Regions from separate parts of the Homo sapiens genome. Here region 1 is linked to region 2. A link is an interaction called in ENCODE POLR2A ChIA-PET data of the cell type or tissue named here. Cell type or tissue: MCF 10A. All regions are shown on one strand. Links, peaks and the distances in the headings refer to the core of each region. The heading gives the core; the rest is flanking DNA.

What was found. ChIA-PET counts read pairs that join two places held together with the same protein. Peaks named below come from ENCODE experiments on the same cell type or tissue, not always from the same donor. Only the 100,000 strongest peaks of a DNase experiment are listed, where the experiment ranks them.
Region 1: POLR2A ChIA-PET joins it to region 2 with 7 read pairs; 6 of 35 experiments call an interaction of 5 or more read pairs at or near these places.

Annotation. Positions count from the first base shown.
Region 1 is chr20:2,109,528-2,126,131 of GRCh38, forward strand. STK35 (serine/threonine kinase 35) reads left to right here. Exons shown (of 4, transcript NM_080836.4): 3 at 7,139-7,888. The coding sequence ends at 7,851. It overlaps LOC124900458 (a long non-coding RNA gene), which reads left to right and starts at 8,160. Exons shown (of 2, transcript XR_007067499.1): 1 at 8,160-16,029. In MCF 10A, for the core only: no CTCF peak of the experiment used is centred there; a DNase peak (open chromatin) is centred at 9,434.
Region 2 is chr20:2,453,762-2,461,421 of GRCh38, forward strand. No RefSeq gene overlaps it. Among named protein-coding and RNA genes, the nearest start is that of SNORD119, 5.5 kb to the right of the region's middle. In MCF 10A, for the core only: no CTCF peak of the experiment used is centred there; no DNase peak of the experiment used is centred there.

The DNA.
Region 1 (16,604 bases), core at 8,348-10,847, 340 kb before region 2:
ATCAAGGTCAAGTTGCTTGTCCAGCACAACACTAGAGAAAGGTCAGGGCCTAGGTTTACATCCAGATGCTCTTTCCAGTGTCCATGTTCTTGACAGGCTGCCTTGTGACCGTGTTGGACAGCTGCCAGTGGTGTCCAGAGACATTAGCATAATTCACACCCAGTAGCAGTCTGCTCTAGTGTCCAGGCACCATTCAAGGTGCTTTGTATGTCACAGTTAAGCCTTAGAGCAGTCCAGTGCTGTAGGTGTTTCTTCTCAATTTATAAAAAACTAAACAGATTCTTAGTGTTCTAAGAAATTTGCCCAGGATCATATAGCTATGTAATTGGGGGATTGGGGGCAGGTAGTAGAGGGAATGTTGACCCCAGGCCTGGCTGGCTTTACAGCCCCTGTCCGGCCGGTGGGTTTACTCTTGTCCTCTTTTGGACACTGTGTTTTGCCCTGGCAGCCAACAGAACAAGTCTGTTAATCTTAGGAAGTACTTTGGACACACCCTGTGGTGTTGCTATGGTACCCAGCCTCTTTATAATGACATAACAGCACAAAATCATTGAGAATGGGACCAATTCTTGGTCTGCATTTTCATATTTCTTTGGGAAGATGTGCCAGGATGGGTCCGTGTCTTTAGCTTCTTAGGACAGATCTTTGGCTGAGCCAGCTCTTTAACTAAAATATTTTAATGTACAACTCCTAATTAAACAGGGATGGCTATAGTCATAATTTATTCAAACTTCATTTTTCGGGGTTCCCTCATCCTTTTTCTTAAGACATAACTTTATAATTTTAATATTCTGCCCTTTTCCCCCCTTCACATTAAAACTTGCTTATTACATGCTATGTGACTTTCTCTTTTGGCTTTTTAAGTAAACTTTTGTTGAAGTATAATATGGTCCTTTAAAACTTTCAGCCAATTGGTATTACCATAGTTAACTGTTACTCATTCTCATTCTTGGACAGTAGTTTTCCAATCCTCCACTTTGACTTACTCTGTATGGAATACCAGTTCTGAGTGTCTCTGGTGTTTGGTGTGTGTTTTTTTGTTGGGTGGGGAGGCTTGTTTGTTTTGTGTCTTTTTGACACTTTTGGAATGAATTCCTCAAGTGGGATTTTTCTTTCAAATGGATCGAGCATTTCTAAGACTTCCTATATGTATTGCTGAATTGCTGAAGTGTGCGTAAGTCAAAGTCCTAATTAGTCCTCTGCTGAAAGACAGATCTGCATGTTGTGTGGTTGGACCATCACGAGGGACTGGATGAACATTAAACTCTGGGGGGCACGCATCAGAGTCTGCTGTGGGAACTAGCACATCCAGGTGTGCGATTTTGCTGCAGGCACTAAGGCAGTCACAGTGCTTCTGCTGAGAATCTAGCCTATGGAAACTCAAGGTCCTGCCCTCAACTAGGCAAGTTACTTAATCTTTTGCTCCTGAGTCTCCTCACCTGTGAGAGGAAATGTAATTATTATCTGAATAGATAGCAGTTTCGAGTAACCAGAGAGGAATGGCAGAGCACTCTCTGAATTCTTCCTTTCCATCTTATGTGACAAGTTATTAAATCTTATTTATCCTAAACTTCTAAGACCTTTCACATCCTCTTCTCACCTCCTCCCTTGCCAGCCCTCACTTCACCAGGTTTCAGAGCCTCTTGATAAGTCAGTCGGCCACTAGGCTGTCTCCCATCGCCAACCCCTCATGCCTCCATAAGGAACTTGTTTCATTGTCCAAGATATGCTCTTTCACAGTTTAACGTCTCTGAAATCAGCGGTTGACTTAGTCAATGGTGTGCCCATAGCGTTGTCAGCAGCCTATATGGCTTACTTAAATGGTATGCCTTAAAATTGGTGACTTGTAGATTCTGTAAGCGACACATCTCTAAAATACGTCAGTGGCCAGGCGTGGTGGCTCATGCCTATAATTACCCAGTACTTAAGGAGGCTGAGGTGGAAGGATTGCCTGAGCCCAGAAGTTCAAGACCAGCCCGGGCAACATAAGGAGACCCTGTCTCTACTAAAAATAGAAAAGAATAGCCGGGCGTGGTGGTGCATGGTTGTAATCCCCACTACTCTATTCGAGAGGCTGAGGCAGGAGGCTCCCTTGAGCCCAGAAGGTAGAGGCAGCAGTGAGCTGTGATTGGCTGCACTCTGGCCTGGGCAACAGAGCTAGACCGTTTCAAAATAAGTAAATAAATAAAATGTATTAAGAACTTTCAGTCACTTCCCATTTCTTGGAGTCTAAATCCACCTTAGAAGATATCCAGCCTCATTCCGGCACATCTACAGAAACTCTTCTGTGATTATCCAGACTACTCGTGTCCCTGGCGCACACCCACCTGCTCCTGTGCCCACTCCCCTCATCCTGGGAGACGCAGCTGCAGGGCCTCTCGCAGTTATTCTCAGCCTGCCTTCCTCTCATCCCAGCTTCTCTCCCAACTCTTCTGGCAGATCCGGGCCCGCTTCCTAGTTCTCACAGCTGTAGTCATTCTGCTTCTAATGACCAGAAGCCTATGTAAGGGCAGGGATGCCCCTCAGCTCACCGCACCTCTGTCTCAAGAGCAATGTGTGCTCAGAAATTGTTGAAGTGGCGTTGACTAAAACCTGGAAATCTAACTTCTGGAGAAGGCTTAAGGATAGGCTTGTAAAAATCTAGAGCATTTTGTATTTCTTTACAGGAAGTGCCTGTCTTTCCAAAGCTCCTACTGGCTTGTCTTTATGCTGAGCCTGCTGGCCTCACGTTTTTCAGCGAAGCAAGCCATGTTTTTATTGGGAACTTAAGCACTACTGATGAATTTCCATGACTAATGAGATGCAAGACACCTGCTTGGTTTTGTTCTTGGGTTTACTTTAAGCATCTTCTCTCCCTGTGGACTGTGGCATAGGATATGTTTTGAAATACATAATTTATATTATGGTCACCTGACTGTCAGACTTGAGGGAAAGGTAGTAAAACTGTCCCCAAAGGCAGGCCTGCCTCTCTTGGAAGAACACTTTTTAGCCCTCTGTGAGCTGGGAGACAGCATGGTCTGGGGGGAGGACTTGCTGTGGGGGTTCTCTCCTATCCCCCCCAGTTACTCATGGTAAGGGCCCTCGGGCAGACTCTGAAGCCTTTCTCAGCCTTAGTTGCCCCACCTGTAAAACGGTGCCTGGTAAGATGAGATAGCTCACATAATAAACTTTTAAAATAGTACCTGGAACCCAGTAGGCTTTCACAGGCTAATTTACCTCAAATCCTTACTATCTCCAAATAACCTGCCTGTTTTCTCCCTCTCTGGGAAGGAAGCTAAATTTGTAACTCTTATTAATCTTATACAACTGTCAGATTATACCAGACAAGGGAATTATAAAACTTAAGTAAATTTTATTTGTTCCTCTCAGCTCAAAAAACTGAATTTCATGTGGGGATTTTAGTGGTTGCTGCATATATCTATTCCAATTATATATCCTGAAACTGGGGAAATACCCGCAGTTGTGGGTGGGTCGGGAGCCCACTGTGAGATGGGCCTGAGCTGAAACTCCATGGATCACCTGCCCTCCATCAGTCCTGTTCTGACTGGTGGACCACAGTGACAGTTTGGTTCTTTGGGAATTAGTGTCTTTTTGGAACTTGTGTTCAGTAATCCCCTAAAGTTTGATTACTTTCCCTTCCTCAATGCACAGGCACCTTGGAAATGACTGCAGGTCTCCCTGGGGAGGCCGGAAGACTGAGTAAGAAATCTAGTCCCCCGACCTCAAAACATCTGCAGAATGTGCCAGCATTTCTCAGGGTTAAGTAGAAGAGTTAAGCCATAGATTGCTAACCAGAATATCTGGTATAATTTAATAAAAACTAAAATAAAAATATGAAACTAGGGCCTTGGCTGGTCAGAAGAGGGAAGTTACTGGGAAATCAAGTGAGTATAAGATAGACTGGTGTTGCAGCTAGCCTTAAGGTGCACATTTCAATTGTACCTGCAGAGATTGTGGGGGCAGCAGGCCTAGGGAGAGGGATCACTTCAAATAGGAATAGCCTGGTCTGCCTAGAACATGGGTTTCAGCTGTTACAGCCTAAGAAGTGTGATGTCTTAGATGGAATAATACACTTTCATTCTAAGATCTAAATTTCATCTTTTGCCTAACATGTAAAAACTTACTCTTACGGCCTACAGCACTGGGATTATTGAAATCGGTGACTTCCAAGGATTTGGTTGGGGTTGAGTGGGAATGATGATGTTAGTGATGGTCAGTGGTTCATTTCCCCAAAAAGATCTTACATTCTGCCAAATGTAGTTCCTATCTGACTTAAGTCACAGTACTCATGTGGTATAGTTTCATTCTCTCATTTGATAGATGTGAAGACTGAGGTACCAAAAAGACTGAGGCTCAGAGAGCTTCAGGGACTTGCCCAGGGTTCCAGCCATCTTTTCATCACACCTCAGTCTCCCTGTGTTTTCCTTGAAACAAAGAATCCACCCAGTGAGGCAGTGGTCAGAGTTGGGGTCTGAACCCAAACTCTTTGTTTCCTGGTCTGTGTTTTTCCTGTTACTTCACCAAGTGCCTCCGAGTGCCTGGCATCATCCACGTCGCCTCCTTCCATCTGGTCGTGAGGTAGCTGAGACCCCGTTAGACAGTCTGCTTGGAGTAAAGGACTAGAATTCTGACATGTTTGTTTTCTCCCGGGAGTTCGTGTGTGAAAGCATACGCTGCAGCTTCTCATGAAAGAAGTCCAGGGGCCTTTCCTGCGCAAAGAAGTACTTTTGAGGCCAGGTGCTATTGAGAAGCTGGGACTATTGAGGCCACTGCACCCGGCCTCAAAAGTACTTCTTTTGGAAGTACGTTGGGAAGCCAAGGCGGGAGGACCACTTGAGCACAGGAGTTGGAGGCTACTGTGAGCTATGGTCACACCTCTGCACTCCAGCCTGGGTGACAGAGTGAGACCTTGACTCGTAAAAATAATAACACTTTTGTATCTGGGACAAATAGCTGCACTCCCAGTTTTCCATTCTGTCATACCCACTGTTACTGGGTGTGATTCTGAGAATACTTCTTCCTGTCCAGAATTTTCCTCTCAACAAACAGCCCCTCCTGTAGCATCTCCTGAGTCTAGCTCCTTCCTCAGAGCAGCTCCTCAGTCCGAAGGTCCAGTCTCCCCCAACCACTCACAAACTTTGGGTTCTTTTTTTACCATTTTTTCTTTCCCTGGATTCTCATAACCTGGACTTAGATTATAGTCTGTTTTGCAGACTTGTTTTCTTTTTCCTTAGGTTGCCATAGTTACTAACTTTGTATATAAAATAACCATCATTCCTCTTCCTTTATTCCCCCACCAGAAGTTTCAGTGTTTTCTGATGTGGCCTTTGCAAAAGGAATTGGATGGCTTTTTGATCTTTTCCTTTCTGGTTCTACCTGTAGTACACATTTCTTGCTCTCCTTTTTGTGGGTCTTTAGCATCTGGATTGACTTGGGCTTCAGATTGATGCTTCATTGTGCAGTATTTTTACATAGAGGGCCTCTGCCCATGACCTAGATAGAGGATTATGAGAGGGGAAATAACTGATTTGAAAAGAACAAAAAACATCTGCCCTAAACTGGTTCTACCTGTATTACTTTGATTGTGAGTAATATAAGCAAATAAATTATATAATTACAAGGGAAGTGAGGGCTATCCGATTGTGATCAAAAACCTAAAGCTTTTGTTTTGTGTGTCACATCATCTTGGCTGAACCCAGAACTCTCAGACCATTGGCTTTAGTAGACTGTGAGCCTTGGTAATTTCAGGCTGTTGGGGTTAGCAGAGCCTCACCTAGATCACTCGTTTTCTTTGTAATAGAGTAAATGACTAGTAAAAGGAACCCTCTGCCAGAAGCTGTCTGAGGAAGTGCAGTCATTTTTGGTAGGATGCATACTCCATACTGGGGCCAGAGAGAGGACTTCTCTTCAGGTCCTGGCTCAGTTACAAATGACCTTGTGACCACCCAGAACAAGCCAGCACATTTGCAGGCCCAGCCTCTCCTCATCAGTGAGATAAAACATCTGCCTTCTTACACTTAGCTTTGGGAGCAGTTGTAGTCATCACATAACATCCACATAAAGATTCACTGGACTGTCAGTTGCTTTATAAAGAACATTGAGATTTGCTTGGAGAGGTTGGTCACCAGCTTTCCTAGAGTTTCAAGCCCACACAATTTAAATCTGTCTTGTACATCGACTTTAGACTCCACTGTTCCCACCAGACTTCCAATTTACACCTTTCTGGTCTTTTTGTCCCTGTGTTCCATCATCCATTCCATCTTTCAGCCTAGAATTACCTTCCTGCTCCCCCACTGATCTACTGCCTGCCTTTTACAGGGTAAGTTCAGTCCTGCCCCCTCTGACACCTTCAGATCTGGCCACTCCTGCCCCCCCCTTCACTGTTTATATGAGTTGACCCTGATGGAGATGTACATTCAGATCTGGCGACTCCTGCCTCCGCTTCACTGTTTGTAGTAGTTGAGCCTGATGGCGATGTACAGCTTTTGATGGTTGCTGCTGTGGATACCTGTCATCTCCTTGAAACTAAGCCTCATAGAGGTGGAGGCATGTTATGTACCTAACTTGTGCTAGGCATGTGGTGGGCTTGCAGAAAATATTGATGGATCGGACTGTGCCTCTGAAATAAACCAAGGAAATTGTAGGAGTGTGCCTCTGAAATAAAGGAAATTCTAGTGCCATTCTAGGTGCATTAACAAGAATCCTTCTACAAGTCAGGAAAAAAGAGAGGGAAGGTCATTTGCTCAGCATGGAGTAACAATGATATTAGAAGCAACAGACCCGTGACAGCCTTCTTGCATGCTTTCCCTTGTCCCATCTGCCCAGCAGCTTTGGGAGGTGTGGGTGGTATGGCACTCCCTGTTTGGAGACAGTATAATGAAACAAAAAGGCTTCGCAGTCAACCAGACGGCAGTAAACCCGAGTTTCCACCTGGGCCTCATTCCAAACCCAGGTACCTGACACCAGTCCCTGGTGCCTGTGTCATACCTTAGAAAGGCACTCAGTGCCAGTTGTGCAGGTCCCCTTGGAGCAGTTGTTTGTCACCAATGTCACTCTTGAATACACTGCATCCTTTAGTTAAAAAGAAGTGTGACTGTGTCCATCTCACTCAAGCTCCTTCCTGTCTTCTTTGATTTAGGAGAAAGGATCCTGGGTTATGCTGAGGAGCCCTGCTATCTCTGGTTTGTCATGGAGTTCTGTGAAGGTGGAGACCTGAATCAGTATGTCCTGTCCCGGAGGCCAGACCCAGCCACCAACAAAAGTTTCATGCTACAGCTGACGAGCGCCATTGCCTTCCTGCACAAAAACCATATTGTGCACAGGGACCTGAAGCCAGACAACATCCTCATCACAGAGCGGTCTGGCACCCCCATCCTCAAAGTGGCCGACTTTGGACTAAGCAAGGTCTGTGCTGGGCTGGCACCCCGAGGCAAAGAGGGCAATCAAGACAACAAAAATGTGAATGTGAATAAGTACTGGCTGTCCTCAGCCTGCGGTTCGGACTTCTACATGGCTCCTGAAGTCTGGGAGGGACACTACACAGCCAAGGCGGACATCTTTGCCCTGGGCATTATCATCTGGGCAATGATAGAAAGAATCACTTTTATTGACTCTGAGACCAAGAAGGAGCTCCTGGGGACCTACATTAAACAGGGGACTGAGATCGTCCCTGTTGGTGAGGCGCTGCTAGAAAACCCAAAGATGGAGTTGCACATCCCCCAAAAACGCAGGACTTCCATGTCTGAGGGGATCAAGCAGCTCTTGAAAGATATGTTAGCTGCTAACCCACAGGACCGGCCTGATGCCTTTGAACTTGAAACCAGAATGGACCAGGTCACATGTGCTGCTTAAAATTCAGGGCTAAGCATTTTGGGTGATTTTAAACTAGGTGAGTGCTCTCTGTTGTTGTTTTTTGTTTTTTGTTTTGAGACAGGGTCTCACTCTGTTGGTCAGGCTGGGGTGCAGCGGGTGCAGTGGCAGGATCTCAGCTCACTGCAACCTCCACCTCCCGAGTTCAAGTGATTCTCGTGCCTCAGCCACCTGGGTAGCTGGGATTACAGGCACCTGCCATCATGCCCGGCTAATTTTTGTATTTTTAGTAGAGACGGAGTTTCACCATGTTGGCTAGGCTGGTCTCAAACTTCTGACCTCAAGCGATCTGCTGGTCTCAGCCTCCCAAAGTGCTGGGATTACAGTTGTGAGCCACCATGCCCAGCCTCTCTTTTTTTTCTGTATGCCCACTTCTTGGACCGGGTTCTTCATTCTGGACCCTGGCATGGGCCCTGTGAACTTGCAGGGGAATACAAAGTTGAAGAAAATGAAGTGCTTCTTTTCAAAGATCCCCCCCATATCTTGATGGGAGAAACGTGCAATTATCTGAGTACACGTTGGAAAGTCTAGAGAAGTCTTCTCAGAGGAGGTTGCGTTTAAGCCGAGTCTCCCTTTTTTTAGAAACGCTCTTTCTCATCATTATAAATGCTCACTGTAGAAAATGTGCATAAGAGGTAGACAGGTTTTCAGAGAATAAACACTATCTCTGATTGTATCCCACCTACTCACACATCCGGTTCCACATAGTTTAGATCTTGCCCTAGTTGGTCAAGGTCTTTTTCTTTTTACTCATTACTAATCTGAGCATTCCTCCATGTCATACTTTAGAAGTATGGCTTTTCAGGGACTGTATGACATTCCCATTATATGTACCATAATTTAACCATTCTCCTACTTTAGAAAACAGATTTTTTCCATTTTAGATACTATAAAGAATGTATTAGTGAATATTTATGTAGAAGTCTTTGCTTATTTAAAAAATTTATTCCAAGGTGGGCGGATCACGAGGTCAGGAGATCAAGACCATCCTGGCTAACACAGTGAAACCCCATCTTTACTAAAAATAACAAAAAAATCAGCCAGGCGTGGTGGCGGGCACTTGTAGTCCCAGCTACTCGGGAGGCTGAGGCAGGAGAATGGTGTGAACCCGGGAGGCGGAGCTTGCAGTGAGCTGAGATCGTGCCACTGCACTCCAGCCTGGGCAACAGAGCGAGACTCCGTCTCAAAAAAAAAAAAAATTTATTGTGAGTTTTCCTTTGTGAAGTACAGTCATGCTCCGCATGAACAACGTTTTGGTCAAAAAGGAATGGCCTATATGACGGTGGTCCCATTAGATTATAATGGAACTGAAAAATTCCTATTACCTAGTGATGTAGCTGTTGTAATGTTATAGTGCATATTATGGTGTATGTGTTACCTTTTCTGTGTTTAGATACACAAAAACTTACCATTGTGTTACAACTGCCTATAGTATTCAGTACAGTAACATGCTGTACAGAATTGTAGTCCAGGAATGATAGGCCATACATGTCATCTAGGTGTGTAGTAGGCTACACCATCTAGGTTTATGTAAGTACACTCTTGACATTACACAACAATCGCCTAATGACTCATTTCTCAGAAATCGTTAAGCAGCCCATTGTTAAGCGACCCATAACTGTATGTGCTAGGCTCTGGGGTGACATGATAAGCCAAATCAGAGACTTTCTCCATCTTCATGAATTCTGCATCTTAATTAGGGAGAGAAACTCCAAGTTGAACTTGGTTTCATGTGTAGTATTTTCAATGAAGGTATTTTTGTAATGAGTCACTAGGTCTAATTCTTCAAATCATAATTGTTTTATAGCTGTTTAAGGAGAAGAGGTATTCAGGGAAATTGACCTTTCGGGTGTTGATGCACAGAGTCAAGAGGAGGGAATTGGGGGTGAGGGAGCATCCCAGATAGACCAACCTCTGCGAAGGACCTGAAACCAGGGAGAGCCTGGCACATTTGAGAGACTAGACCAATTTGGGTTAATGAGGAAGTAGGCATGTGGAAATTAGAGAGGACAGGGAACAGTGTAGACAGAAATTGAACTGGAAAACCCAAAGGTATTTATAGGAACAGCAGAATAGTTTAGTTGGACTGAAGTTTGATGTGTGTGTAAGAGAAATAAGATGAAAAATTGACCAGCATATATGCTAGGTAGTTTCACATGAACCATTTTGTTTCACCTTTACAACCCTGCAAGGGATTAAGTAATTTACCCCAGATCCTACTAAGTTAAGGATGGGTATATCTTATTCAAGCATCCCCCACCCCCTTTTCCCTTAATATGGTGAGCTAGAAGTAAGCTGCTCTTACGTTGTGCTGAAGTCTTGATGAGGTGATGGAGCTAGTGCTGATCCTCCTGGTGGTCACAAGAAGCCTCAGGAGCCATAAGGCACGGAGCTTTCCATCACTTGGGTGGGTTCCCTCCCTTTCCCTTCATTATCCTCTGGTTTCTAGGTGGGGTTGGCTCATTCCAAGTTGAGCTTGGTTTCATGTGTAGTGTTCTCAGTGAATGTATTTCTCGAGTGAGTCACTTAGGTTTAATTCTTTCATTCTACAAACGTGTGTTCCAGGTGCTGGACCAATTGGGCCTACCACCCGTGGGTAGGAGAACAGCAGTCCCCAAAGCTAGGTTTAGGGTAGTGCTATATTAGAAACCAAAAGGGTTGGCTAGACAGTGTTTTAAATGTATTTTGTGCTGTCACTTCCCATTTCCATCTCATGCTTTCTGCTTTTGAAAGACCTCTTAAAATTCAGATTTGCTCTGGCATAGGAAGGTTGTCATTGGAAGAGGGACCTGAATTTAGGTTACGATTATGGGGTTGTCATAACTAATTGAGATCAGGGCTTCCATGTGGATATCCACACTTGAGATTTGTGCTGTTTTGCAGGGCAGTTTTGGCTAAATTGGAGTGATTCTTTCATGTAGGAGAAATAGGCGACCTTGAGAAGAGGGGAAAAGATTAGGAATATGGTTACTGGTGAGTGTCCCAGGCTGTTTTGTTAATTCATTTTGTGGCTCTTACAGCTAATCTTTACAGTACTGGTGGTGCCAATTTGACCATAGCCTATCCTCCCCTGTCTTAGGTGGGCACTTAGAATTGTGGGCCTGGGCCCAGGTCTGTGACCAGAGCCAAACCCTGTGTTGCCAGAAACTTCAAATCAGCTTCTGTAGAAGAGCTGTATCTGGCTGGTCAGAGAATCTGAGGCTTGACTTGGGAAGAACATTGAGTCTGACCTCCCTTTCCCCTGCCAAGTTTTGTAGATGGACAAGCTAATTTCATTTATTCATTCAACATGTTCTTTGGAAACTCTTTCCAAGTACCATTTTAGACACAGATAATACATCGGTGAACAAAACAGACAAGTTTTTGCAGTATGGAGCTTAACATTCGTTCTGTTGGGAAGACAGTACCCATAGGTAATGTACAAGAAAGTGCTCGGTGCTGGGTGCGGTGAGAGGGTAGGATGGGAAGAGTAGAGCAGGGTAGGGGAGATCTGAAGCTTGGGTGGTGGGGAGGGGTGGGGATGTACTTTTAAATGGAAGATATCAGAGTGGGTCTCCCAGAGACGGTGACCTTTGAGCGAATGTTAGAAGGAGTCGAGGGAGTGAGTCCCAAGGATTTCTGGGGAAAGAGCATCTCAGACAGAAGTAATGGCCACTGTGAAGGTCCTGAAAGTTGGCCAGAGTGAGCAAGGAGTGTATAGGAAGAGATAGATAACTAGGAGCCAAGTAGGCCTCGTAAGCCTCTAGAGATTTTGGCTTGTGTTTTTGGATGAGATGGAAAGCCATGGGGATGTTTTCAGCTGTGTGATATCTGCTCTTTTGAAAGGATCACTTTGCATCTTGAAATAACGGGATAAGATGGGAGGCTGTTGCAATAATCCAGGTGAGAGATGACGATGGCTTGAAACAATGTAACAGAGAAGTGATTATTGGATTTTGGGTATTTTTTTGAAGTCAGAGCCAGCAGGATTTCCGGCCGGATCATATGGGAGGTGTGAGAGAAAGGAATTAATCATCACTTCAAGGTGTCAGCCTAAGTGATGGGAAGAATAGAGCTGCCATTAAATAAGATGGGGAAGACATTGGGGGAATAGGGTTGGCAGGACAAAGTTAGGTTTTAGTTATCTGAAAGTTTGGCATGCCTATTTAGAATCCAACTACAGATGTAGAGTAGGCAGTTGGATGAGTCTGGAGTTCAAGGGAGGGGTCCAGCCTAGAGATACAAATTTAGAGATTTGCCACAGTACTGGAGTGGGTATAGACAAGAGGAGGTCAGAGGACTGAGCTCCAGGTGGTGCAACATTGAGGATGGGAAGAAAGAAAGGAGCCAGAGAGAGGGGAAAAGACATCAAGAGGAGGAGGGAGCCAGCCGTGGCATCATCTGCTAGTTGATTGAGAGGACTTGATCATTGGATTTAGTAAATGGGAAAGCATCAGTACTCATGAACAATTTTGGTGGAGTAATGGGGAAACCTGTAACTAGAGTGGATTTGAGAGGGGAAGAGGAGAGGAATTGGAGACAGTGGAAGAATAGACCAGTAGTTGTCAAAGTATTTTGTCTGAAAGCCTCTTTACATTTTTGAATTTACGGACTCCAAAGAGCTTTTGTTTTGGGTTATATCTGTGGATGTTTGTACTATTAAAAATTAAAATAGGCTGGGCGTGGTAGCTCATGCCTTGTAATCCCAGCACTTTGGGAAGCCAAGTAGGGGCAGATTGTTTGAGCTCACGAGTTTGAGACCAGCCTGGGCAACATGGTGAAACCTGGTCTCTACTAAAAATACAAAAATTAGCCAGGTGTGGTGGCACATGCCATAGGCCCAGTACTTGGGAGACTGAGGCAGGAGAATTGCTTGAACCAGGGAGGCAGAGGTTGCAGTGAGCCAGGATCACACCACTGCACTCCAGCCTGGGCGCCAGAGAGGGACTCTGTCTCAAAAAAACAAAAAAACTCTAGTTGCATAAGTAAACACACTTGACCCCTATACCACCAAGATGAAAAAACACCTCAATGTTTTAGGATTGTAGATTTCAGAGTCGCATTTAAGTCAGGACTAACTAGTTTCAGTTTTTTTGCAAAAATAAAAGGAAATGCATTTTGGGTTGGAAACCTGGGATTCCCCTGAAAGAAGTGGTGTCTAGTAACAATGCAGGGATGGAGTCTCATATCTGCGTTTTCCTGACTGTGTGGCCTTAGGCAAATTATTCCACTTATCAGGGCCGCAGTTTTATTATCTATAAAATGGAGTTGATCCTATATATCTTATTGAGGTTGTTGGGGGAATCACAAGAGGTTGTGAAAGTGCCCTATGTAAACAGTCTGAATTAATTGTAATACAGTAGCATTGTTTAGATCCATACTTTGGCCTAGGTAGAAGTATTGGCTTCCATTTCCCTCTGAAGACAGTGGTCTTTGGTAGCCTCACTTTTGTGGATTGCCAAATAGCTTTTCTTTTGAAACAAAGCTGTAGTCAAGGCCCACGCTGTCCAATCACTTGTTCCAGAAAAGTATATCTATTTTTAAAGACCATTCAGTGATGGGTCTGATCTCTTTCTTATTTGTCGCTTTTGAAAGATGTTTAATAATTCCTAATGGCTCCTACCAGCTAGCCACAGCCTTTTATCCCATGCAGGAAGCCAGCCAAACTGATGTTCCAGGTGCCTCCGCCCACGTGTTACCAGGGAGAGTGTTGTGGGATGAGGGAATCTGCATTCATGGCCAAGTCTGCTGTCTGATATACAAACCTCCGTTACTAGGGCCTTTTGAAGCCAAAGCCCTCGAATGACGTCTTTTTGGAGTGGGCAGCTAAGGCCTGCTGAAGGAAATCAGATGTTGGTGTGACCTGAGGGGTCACAGAAAGTATTTCTAGTTCTATATGAGATCTTGGTAGCTGCCTAACATCAGAGAAGGAAATCAGGCCCAATTTCTGTTGAAGTAATAGTTGATGCATTTATCCCTGGCCTGGGGTCCAAAGATGTGGCTCTCAGCTAACGTACTGGGTGACCTGCGTTGGCCCCTTGACCTGCGCTTCAGATTTTACTTCTATTTTGCAAGATCTAACCCTAGTACAACCCTAATCAAAGACAGGAATTCACAAGCCCTTTCAGCTTATCTGACAGGCAAGAGTATATTGCCTGTTGAAGCCATAGAAGCCCAATTCAATGACCAATTTTTTGCTTTGGGCTGGAATTACACGCAACTGTGTTGTTACGCACGCTATAGCTACCAAGTTAATCAGCAGTGATACTAAAAAATGGAAAAGAAATGCGTAATTAACATGGTTTGTTTGAAACAGCAAAGTATTCAAAGCAGTCTCTGTAGGGTAAATTTTAAAATCGTTTTAGGTGAGAAGTTGGGACCGCCAGTACTAAATAGGTCCACTCTATGACTTCCTGGCCCAGCTCTCAGGATGGCCAGGAACTAGCTCCTGCCTTACAGGACTGCCCTCCCTTGCCTGTACCTGGTGCCTGGCTGAGGAGTGTGGCAGCCTGAGGGGTTAGGCTGTGAAGAAGGGCAGCAGCGCCAAAGATGACCAAAACGGCAGTGATTCATGGTCGTCCCTGGGCTGAGTGCTTTATGACTGATAATTCATTTACTTACTTTCAAGTAAATTCCTGAAGGTCACAGAGCTAAGAAGAGGTAAAGCCTAGCCTTGAACCCAGGAGTCAGTCCATGGCTTTAACCAGTTTGGTTTATTGCCTCATTGAATCATCTTTAAATTTAAAATGTTTTCCTAATTGAATTCAACAAATAACTGAGCATCAAAGTAGATAGAATTTCCTGCCCACAAAGCCCAGAGCATTATGAGATGCGCAGTATGGAACACTTAGTAGGGCTTCAAGAGGAGCTAGTTCCTCTCCTACTCTGCAAAGGTCCAGAATATGGTGATAAGCAGCCAGGTAGCCCAAAGGAAAGTAGAAGCAAGGAAGGTTCTTCCTTCATGGGAAGGTGTAACTGCCAAGGGGTCGAAGTCAGTGGTTTGGTTTTGCACCCCAGAAGCTGATCCCTACTTAGTCTTTGGTGGAGCCTTGAATTTCCCAAAGGGAGGATGGGAAAAGGGAAACGCTAAGCTGTACCCCGAAGTGGGTAAGAATGGAGGTGTTATTAAGAGCAGAGAGATCATGGGGTCGAGGTGGTATCTCTTGATGATGATCAATTCTTTAATCCAGGCAGATCCAGAACCCCTGAGGTTCTTTGAGTCCCTGCCCATATAGTAGGGGTCACAGCTTTGCCACAACCCATCTCACTAGCACTAAACAGCTTCACAAGAGGTGGGGGTTATGAGTGAAGAGTCAGAGTGTTTGGTTCTCTTTTCTCGCAGGAAATTGAAGCTCAGTCTTCAACTGTGAAGACCCTAGTGGCGCTAGATACCTGTATACAAAGAGACATGTCCCTTGGGGCCTCATCTCTCTGCTGGTGTTTTCTGAGGAGTTTTCCTCCCCAGGTGGGGAAGGCTGGTATTTTATTTTTTTTGTAAGTCCCCACAAGCTCCCCAGTGACCTGCTGTTGCCATCTCTTGATTGTTTCTGCCGCATCAACAGCAGGAAGCTGAGCTGTCAGTTATGTAATGGGGCCGATGGCCCCCCAGGGATCATCTGTCCCTTGCAGCTCTGCAGGACTTGAAAGCATCCATGAGGGGACAGGCCTGGCCCGGGGCTGTTGACGTCAAGGCCCAGTTGCTGCTCACATGTTCCTCCTCCATGGCCTCCTTGGTGCCACCTAACCTAGATAGCATCCCTTTGGGCAAATCAGAGTGGCTCTTGTAATCGTCCAGCTGTGAGCAAAGCTGCCTGATGGTTCAGGGGTGCTTCCAACTCCCATTTCCTCTTACCCCAGGGACGCAGACACTCCCACCAACAGCTACTGGTTATCAAAACCTGCTCTGAGGGACCCCTTGACTTGTGCAGGGCAGAGACCCTGCCTTTTTATTCCGAGCCCTGAATTAAGCACTTTACATGTATCATTATCATACATCATCTGCTTAGCTATTCTGTTATGTGCCCTCTTTTCTGCAGATAAGGAAGCAGAAAATCACTTTCCTAAGGTTTTGAGAGCCAGGATTTGAGACGAGATGTATCTGTCTGGAAACTCTACTGCTCCGTTCTGCATTCTACAGCCTCTTAAAGCCACTTTTAATGAATTTCTATTCTGAGGCAGATGGTGGGTTCCCCTCCAGTAGTACCATACAGTAAAGCAGCCAGGGCTGCCATGGGTGTCCTTCACAGTCTGACACTGGTTTCAGCACAGGCACACTGTGGCAGGGCCACCAGCCATCCCTTCAGGCGAGGTCAGCCTGCATGTGGATTCCTCCTGTGTTACAATGACTGCCCCAAACATTGGCAGAGGAGGCAAGGCTGGGATAGTGTGAGGTGCCCATATAACCGAGGTCTGGCAGCAGAGAAGGCAGGAGCCACATATGCAGCCAGGTCAAAATTGCCAAAAGTTTGGAAAGTAGGAGATCTAAAGCACACCTCCACCCACCGGCAGCTGGGAAAGCACCCAGCACTGAGGGAATGCTGTCATTAGGCCAGCGTCTGGCACCAGCTGCAAGGAAAGGGCTCCAATAAGAGCCAAAGGCATCATACGTGTCTGTGGTCCTGGTGCCCTGGCAGAAGCCCATTCTGAGTGAACCCAGGGATTTTAAAGTTGATGAGGACCCAGCAGAATGGCAGCGGTTGCTCTGTTTCTTTCTGACAAATCTTCCAGCTCACTCACTGAATCCTGACTTAAGCAAG
Region 2 (7,660 bases), core at 4,214-6,713:
TGTGTGTGGGCTTCAATACAAGGCATCACTCCCTCAAACCATTTTGGACCTGCTAGGGAGCCTGCCCTGCTCTCCCCAGAAAGCCTCATGATGTCAGTCTTTTCATGCCTCTTGGTGCATGTGTAGAATCCTCCGTGGCAGATGACCAACCACAGTTGGATGGAGAGGGAGGGTCAATGCCACCCTCCAGTGAGGCAACTACAAGACACACCCCCATTCTATAGCTGAGGAAACTGGAGCTCAGAAAAGTTATTTATCATTCATTCATTCATTCATTCATTCATTCAACAATATGTATTGTGCGCACAGAGCAGTGGGAACAACATAGACAAATTCCCTGCCCTCGTTAGAGTGGGGGAAGTAGTTCACAGAAAAATACTGCTTTTTAACTCCATAAAAACATAATTAGCCTCCTTTATAACTAAACATATACAATTAAAACAAGGAGATATTTTTTATCAGATTGAACAAGATCTAGCAAAATAACAATACACTGTATTGGCAAGTATGTTGGGGACAGGCATCGGTGTACACTCTTATTAATAGCATAGAATAATACAACTAGAGGGCTATCTGTTCGGCATATCTACCAATACTTATTGTATTTTATTTATTTATTTAGAGATGGACTCTCCCGCTGCTCTGTCACCCAGGCTGGAGTGCAGTGGCACAATCTCAGTTCACTGCAACCTCCGCCTCCTGGGTTCAAGTGATTCTCCTGCCTCAGCCTCCCGAGTAGTTGAGATTACAGGCGTGTGCCACCATGCCCGGCTAATTTTTGTGTTTTTAGTAGAGATGGGGTTTTGCCATTCTGGCCAGGCTGGTCTCGACCTCAAGTCGTCCGCCCGCCTCAGCCTCCCCAAGTGCTGGGATTACAGGAGTGAGCCACTGCGCCCGACCCCCTGCCAAATACTTCAGATGTCACCCAGGCCCCCTCGCTCCTCAGAATTCTACTTTTACGAATTTAAATACAGAGGTATGGCTACACGGCTAAAGAGGGACGGGGCCTGACACTTCCTTCTCTCTTTAAATAAAATGTATTTTATTTCTATATAGGTCTTAGTAGAAAATGGGGACAATACAGAAAATGAGAAAAAAATGTAAGTCACGATCCCAGCACCCATGCTAAGGCTGAGCCCACGCCTTTGCGGCTCCCTTCCTCCCTGTAAAGCAATGCTGCCCCCGTGTGGATTTGATGGGGTTTTTTTTAAAAACACACATTATTTCACACTTTTTTTAAATGCAATTAATTTTAACTAGGTAAGGCGCTTAATGGTTCAATATTTATTTATTTATTTATTTTGAGATGGAATTTCGTGGTCTCGGCTCACTGCAACCTCCGCCTCCCGGGTTCAAGCTATTCTCCTGCCTCAGCCTCCCAAGTAGCTGGGATTACACGCATGCGCCACCACGACCGGCTAATTTTGTATTTTTAGTAGAGACGGGGTTTCTCCATGTTGGTTAGGCTGGTCTCGAACTCCCGACCTCAGGTGATCCGCCCGCCTCGGCCTCCCAAAGTGCTGGGATTACAGGCGTGAGCCACCTGCGCCAGGCTTAATATTTAAAAGGTTCTAAATGGTATTCAGTGAAAATTCTCCCTTCCTTTTCTACTCCTCTCAAACCAGGTTCCTTTCCCCACAGGCAACCAAACTGGCCAATTCGTTATATACAGACTTCCAGAGATAGGTCATGCACACGCCTCGTTCAATAAATGACAGTTTCCTTCTTTCCAGCCCCTGCCTTTGAATCATGATTGTTGCTCCTAAAAACTTAGAAACGCCAAATAAAAAATACTTTTACGCAAATTATCCAGCATTGCCTGATTTACAGTTACGAAAAATCAAAAACAATATGAATTCCCAAAATAAGAGCAATGCCCAAGTTAGATTACACCCACTAGTAATCATTAAGACTTGTGTAACAACATGAAAAATGTCTATCAGAGGTTTGTTTTTTTTTTTAAAGACAATATACAAAAGAGGACATAGGTAATTTAAAAGTGAAAACAAGCCTGGGCAATAAAGTGAGACCCTGTGTCTACCAAAAAAAAAAGAAAAGAAAAGAAAAGAGAAAGGAAAGAAAAGGAAAGGGAAGGGAAGGGAAGAGAGAAAAGAAGAGGAGGGGAGGAAGGGAAGGGGAGAGGAGAGACAGAGGAAAGAAAAGGAAAGGGGAAAGGAAGGAAGGATGGAAGGAAGGAGTCGGGGAGGGAGTTAGGAAGGATTAGCTGGGCATTGGTGGAGTGTGCCTGTAGTCCCAGCTACTCTGGAGGCTGAGGCAGGAGAATGGCTTAAGCCCAAGAGTTCAAGGCTGCAATGAGCTAAGATTGCACCACTGCACTCCAGCCTGGGTGACAGAGTGACACTCTGTCTCTTAAAAAAAAAGTCAAAACTATTCCTTAAAAAGAATGTAACAATATAACAATGATGTACATTTTTCAGCTGTCAAACTAGAAAAGTGTGTTTCTCAATGAGAATCATTAATTCTGAGGAGCATGGTGTGAAAGGTGTAGTTGTGACCGATTTGTAACAGGGCAAACTGACTCAAGCTTTTATTATAGACTTTGACTCAGAAATTCCATTTTTAAGTATTTAAAAATAGAACAATCTTTGCAAAAATATGGTCATCACATTATTTGTTGGTGAAAAAAACTAAGCTAAATGTTCAACTACAGAGGATTGGTTAAGTAAATTGGTTAAGTGTTTCATTTAATGAGATACTAAAATCATAATGTTTGCAAAGATTGGGGATAGGTTTTTGATGTTTTGATGTTAAGAGAAATAGAGAGTTGACCATATAGTAAGATGATGAAACCCAACAAGTAGAGAAAAAGCTAGCATTGAATATTTGGGGGGCTGGGACACAGTATTTTATTTCTACAATCATTCTTTAATGAGCATGTTTAAGTATGTTTTTTAAAAAAACAGAATACATGAACTATGGAATAGCATGCCTGTGGGCCTGACCAAGCAGAATGCAATTTTTTTTTTTAAGACAGTCTTGCTCTGTCGCCCAGGCTGGAGTGCACTGACATGATCTCTGCTCACTGCAACACCCCCGCCCCAGGTTCAAGCGATTCTCGTGCCTCAGCCTTCTGAGTAGCTGGGATTACAGGTGCGTACCATCATGCCCGGCTAATATTTGTATTTTTAGTAGAGACAGGGTTTCACCATGTTGGCCAGGCTGGTCTCAAACTCCTGGCCTCAAGTGATCCACCCACCTCAGCCTCCCAAAGTGCTGAGATTACAGGCGTGGCCACCCACCGTTCCTCGCCAGAATACAAATTTAAGTTCAACAGCAAACCTAGTGCCTTTAATCTCTTACTTAGTCCTCGCAGCCACAGACCAATTTACTGACGTGAACTAAGGTTATAGACACTTACTATGAAAACTGGAATAGAGCTCATATAGGTGAGAGCACATTCAAATTCTCCATCCAGACTTCTTTCACCACCAGAGACTTGGGAGTTACCTTAACGATACAATGGTCAGAATACCCAGATGTCTGATTACAGACTTTTCCTTTTGTTCTTTCTCTTTGTCAGTGATTCTCAAAAGCCAGCGTGCCTAAGATTTTTCTATGAAGGGTTGTATACACAAAACCATATATGCTGTACTTCAAGAGAGTTTGAGTAGATTTTCAAGAGTAGTTTTGAGGATACAGAATTTTTACTGTGCTAACCATTAGCCAACGTGTGACTGCTTTTTTTTCCTTTGCGTGATTATCCTTATTATTTGCATAATAAAAATAAGAGTACTGGCCAGGCATGGTGGCTCACACCTGCAATCCCAGCATTTTGAGAGGCCAAGGCAGGCGGACCACCTGAGGTCAGGAGTTTGAGGCCAGCCTAGCCAACGTGGCGAAACCCTGTCTCTACTAAAAATACAAAAATTAGCCGGGCGTTGCGGTGCATGCCTGTAGTCCCAGCTATTCGGGAGGCTGAGGCAGGAAGCCGAGGTTGCAGTGAGCCGAGATCACACCACTGCACTCCAGCCTGGGTGACAGAGCAAGACTCTGTCTCAAAACAAGGGGGAAAAAAAAAAAAAAGACTACTGCCTTTTAGCTCAGGCTGGGAGTATAAAACCCTTTTGGATCACACCTGTCAGGGAAGTGGGAAGCTAGCTGCCTTTGCAGTTTGTGCTACTCAGGGTTCCTGTGACACTGAGCCAACCATTGGCTCTACCAAAAGCTGATGCCAAACTCACCTCCCTGATGTCCTTATTCTAATAAACCTGGACCAACTTCATCTTTACTCAGCCTTTTCCTCCACTGGGAATATCCTTTCCACAACAAAAAGCCTTAGTAAACTTTTTCTGTGAAGAAACTTTTTTTTTTGAGATGAAATTCACATAGCAACAATTAACCATTTTAACAATCACAACTCAGTAACTTGAGTGTATTCACAAGGCTGTAAAACCACCAGCTCTCGCCCTATAAAAGTATCCTATTCCCATTAGGTAGGCACTCCATTTCCTGCTGCTCCCACCCCTGGAAACCTCTAATCTGCTGTCTCTACAGATTTATCTATTACGGGTAGCAAATATCCATATAAAAGCAATTATATAATAGATGATCTTTTGTGTCTGGCTTTTTTCACACTACACAATGTTTTCTAGGTTTATCTACATGGTAACATGTATCAATATTTCTTTCTTTTCAGCTCTATTATATTCCATTGTATGTATTGTGAAAGTTGTCAGAACCAAAATGGAGTCACTTGTATGTCTTTTAAAAAACCCTGCCAAAGCCGAAAGGCTATGAAGGGAGGATTCTGATGCATAAATGATAAAAAAAAAAAAAAAAAAAAAAACTACTACAAAAGACTGTAAAAACACAACCTTGCACAAAGGCCACTGCAACCTTATATACATACAAAAATATTTCTGCAAGGACTTCTGCTTGTTCAACCTCAGACTGGTGCCACCAGGACTTGTTATTAATCCCTGGAGTTAGGGATAGTTATCCCAAGACAATTACATAATCCTTGTTTTTCCTTTTAATCTGTCTTCCTTTACCTCCCTGAATACGCATAGTATGGCACATGGACTCCCACTGCAATGCCCCATTCATGAATAGGTATCATTTTCTTTTACGGCCTCCGTTTATTTAGGTTGACAGTATATACCACAATTTGTTTATCCATTATATGTTGAATATTTTGGGTTGTTTCCACCTTTGGGCTGTTATGAATAATTCTGCTAAAACCAGTTGTATACAAGTTTCTGTGTATCAAACTACCTTTGCAAAAGTGACAGTAAGAGAAATCTGACATGGCTGACTCCATCTTGCTTCTGAACTCAACAGGCCTACGTCTTGGTAGAATTCAGGCCCCTCTCATCCTCTTCACTTGAGGGTCTTTCACTAGTTTTATAAGGGCAGTTTAGCTTTTGGGAAGAGCTCATCAAATCTTATTGTTGACGAGTTTTTATAGAGCTTTATCTCCAGCCACCTCTGCTCCAGGAGGCTGGTGGGTGGGAGTGAAAGTTCCAACCCTCTCATCACTTGGTCTTTCTGGTGGCTGGCCCCATCCTGAGGCTAGCTAGGGGTCCCACTCTAAGTCATGAACTCACGTATTATCCCATTACACAGGAAATTCCAAGTGTTTTTCAGTTGCTGTGATAAGAACCAGGAAAAAAGGCTAAATATATTTCATATTACCACAGATACATATATCTAGGAGTGGAATTGCCATATAGTAATTCTGTTCAGCTTTCAGGAACTGCCACTGTTTTCCATAGGGGCTACACCATTTTACGTTCTCACCAGCAATGCATGAGGGTTCCTGTTTCTCCACACCCTCACCAAGAGTTATTTTTTTCATAAATAAGCCATCCTCGTGGGTATGAACCGGCATCTCATTGTAGTTTTGATTTGCATTTCTTTAATAACCAATGATGTTGAACCAGTTTTCATGTGCTTTTTGGCCATTTGTGTATCTTCTTTGGAGAAATATCTGTTCAATTCCTCTCATTTTTGAAAAAGGTTATCTTTTTTATTAAGAATTTTTTATAGTTCAAATAGCAAACTACAGATATCAGACTATCATATCGTTTGCAAAAATATTCTCCCCTTCCATAAGTTTTTTTTTCATTCTTCACCATTCTTGGATGTACAAGTTTTTAATTTTGATGAAGTCCCATTTACATATTTTTTCTTCTGTTGCTTGTTTTCAATGTCCAATGCAATAATCCATTGCCAAATCCAAGGTGATGAGGACTTACTCATTTTCTTCTAGATCTAGCTCTTACAGATTGTTTACCAATTTTGAGTTAATGAGTGATAAATGAAGGCATATGAGGTAGAGTTCCAACTTCATTCTTTTACATGTGGTTATCCAGTTGTCCCAGCACCATCTGAAAAGACTACTCTTTTCCCAATAGATGGTTTTGGTACCACTGCAGAAAATCAATTGACCATTTATGTAAGGGTTTATTTCTGTACTCTCATCTATCCATTGTCTATCTTTATGCCAGATGCAGTGTTTATTACAATTTTGTAGGTTTTGTGAGACTTCTAATGTGATCAAGATTGTTTTGGCTATTTGGGGCCTTTTGTAGCTTCATATATATGAGGATTAGCTTCTCCATTTCTGCAATGACCACTGGAATTATTATAGGGATTACATTGAATGTTTGGAGACTATTATTTGTTACTTTAATAGTAAGTCTGGATCCATGAACATGTTGGCTTTCCTCATCTACTTAGTTTTCTTTCAGGATTTGTAGTTTTCACCTTGGTTTGATTGATTCCTGGGTATTCTGGTATTGCTTGCTTTGATTCTTAGGTATTCTTTTGGTTGCTATCCTAACTGGAATTCTCTTCCATTTCCTTTTCAGATTGTTTGTTGGTGGTGTATGGAATAGTTTTTATGTGATCTTGTACCCTAAAACGTTGCTGAATTCACTCATTAGCTCTAGTAGCTATCTAGTTGATGGGGTTTTCTATATACAGGATATCTTCTGCAGAGATAGTTTTACCTCTTCCTTTCCAATTCCAATTCTTCTTTTTCTTGCCTAATCGTTCTGGCTAGAACTTCCAGTACAATGTTGAAAGTGGCCAAAGTGGGAACCCTTGTCTTGTTCCTAATCATAAGGGTAAAACTTTCAGTCTTTCACTATTATGTTAGCTGTGTTTCATAAATCCCTTAATCTTGTTTAAAAATTGCCTTCTGAGCTGGGTGCAGTGACTCATGCCTGCACCCCGCCATCTCTTTAAAAAAAAAAAAAATTCCCTTCTACTCCTAATTTGCTGGGTGTATTTATCATCAAAGGGTGTTGAAATCATCTCAAATGTTTTTTCTGCATCTGTTGAGAAGATCCTATGGCTTTTTTCTTCCATTAATGTGGTAAGTACCACTGATTGCATTTACAATTATCTTCCCCCTACACAGTAACTTTACAACAGTGTTCACCTTATTTTTGTACCCTTAGAGCTTGATGCACTAAGTACTAGAGTGCTGCTCAGTGAACACAGGCTTTGGGTGGAAGAACTCATGAAGATACCACAATTCAAAAGTTACGTTAGGTTATATGTTACGTGTGTGACCCTGGCAGAAAGTTATGCCAAAATTGTTCCTCTCCCAGCAGAATTTTCATTTTTAGCATTTGCTTCATGGAGAAGCTATCTAGACAAGTGCCTTCCCAAGAGGATATTATGGGTACTG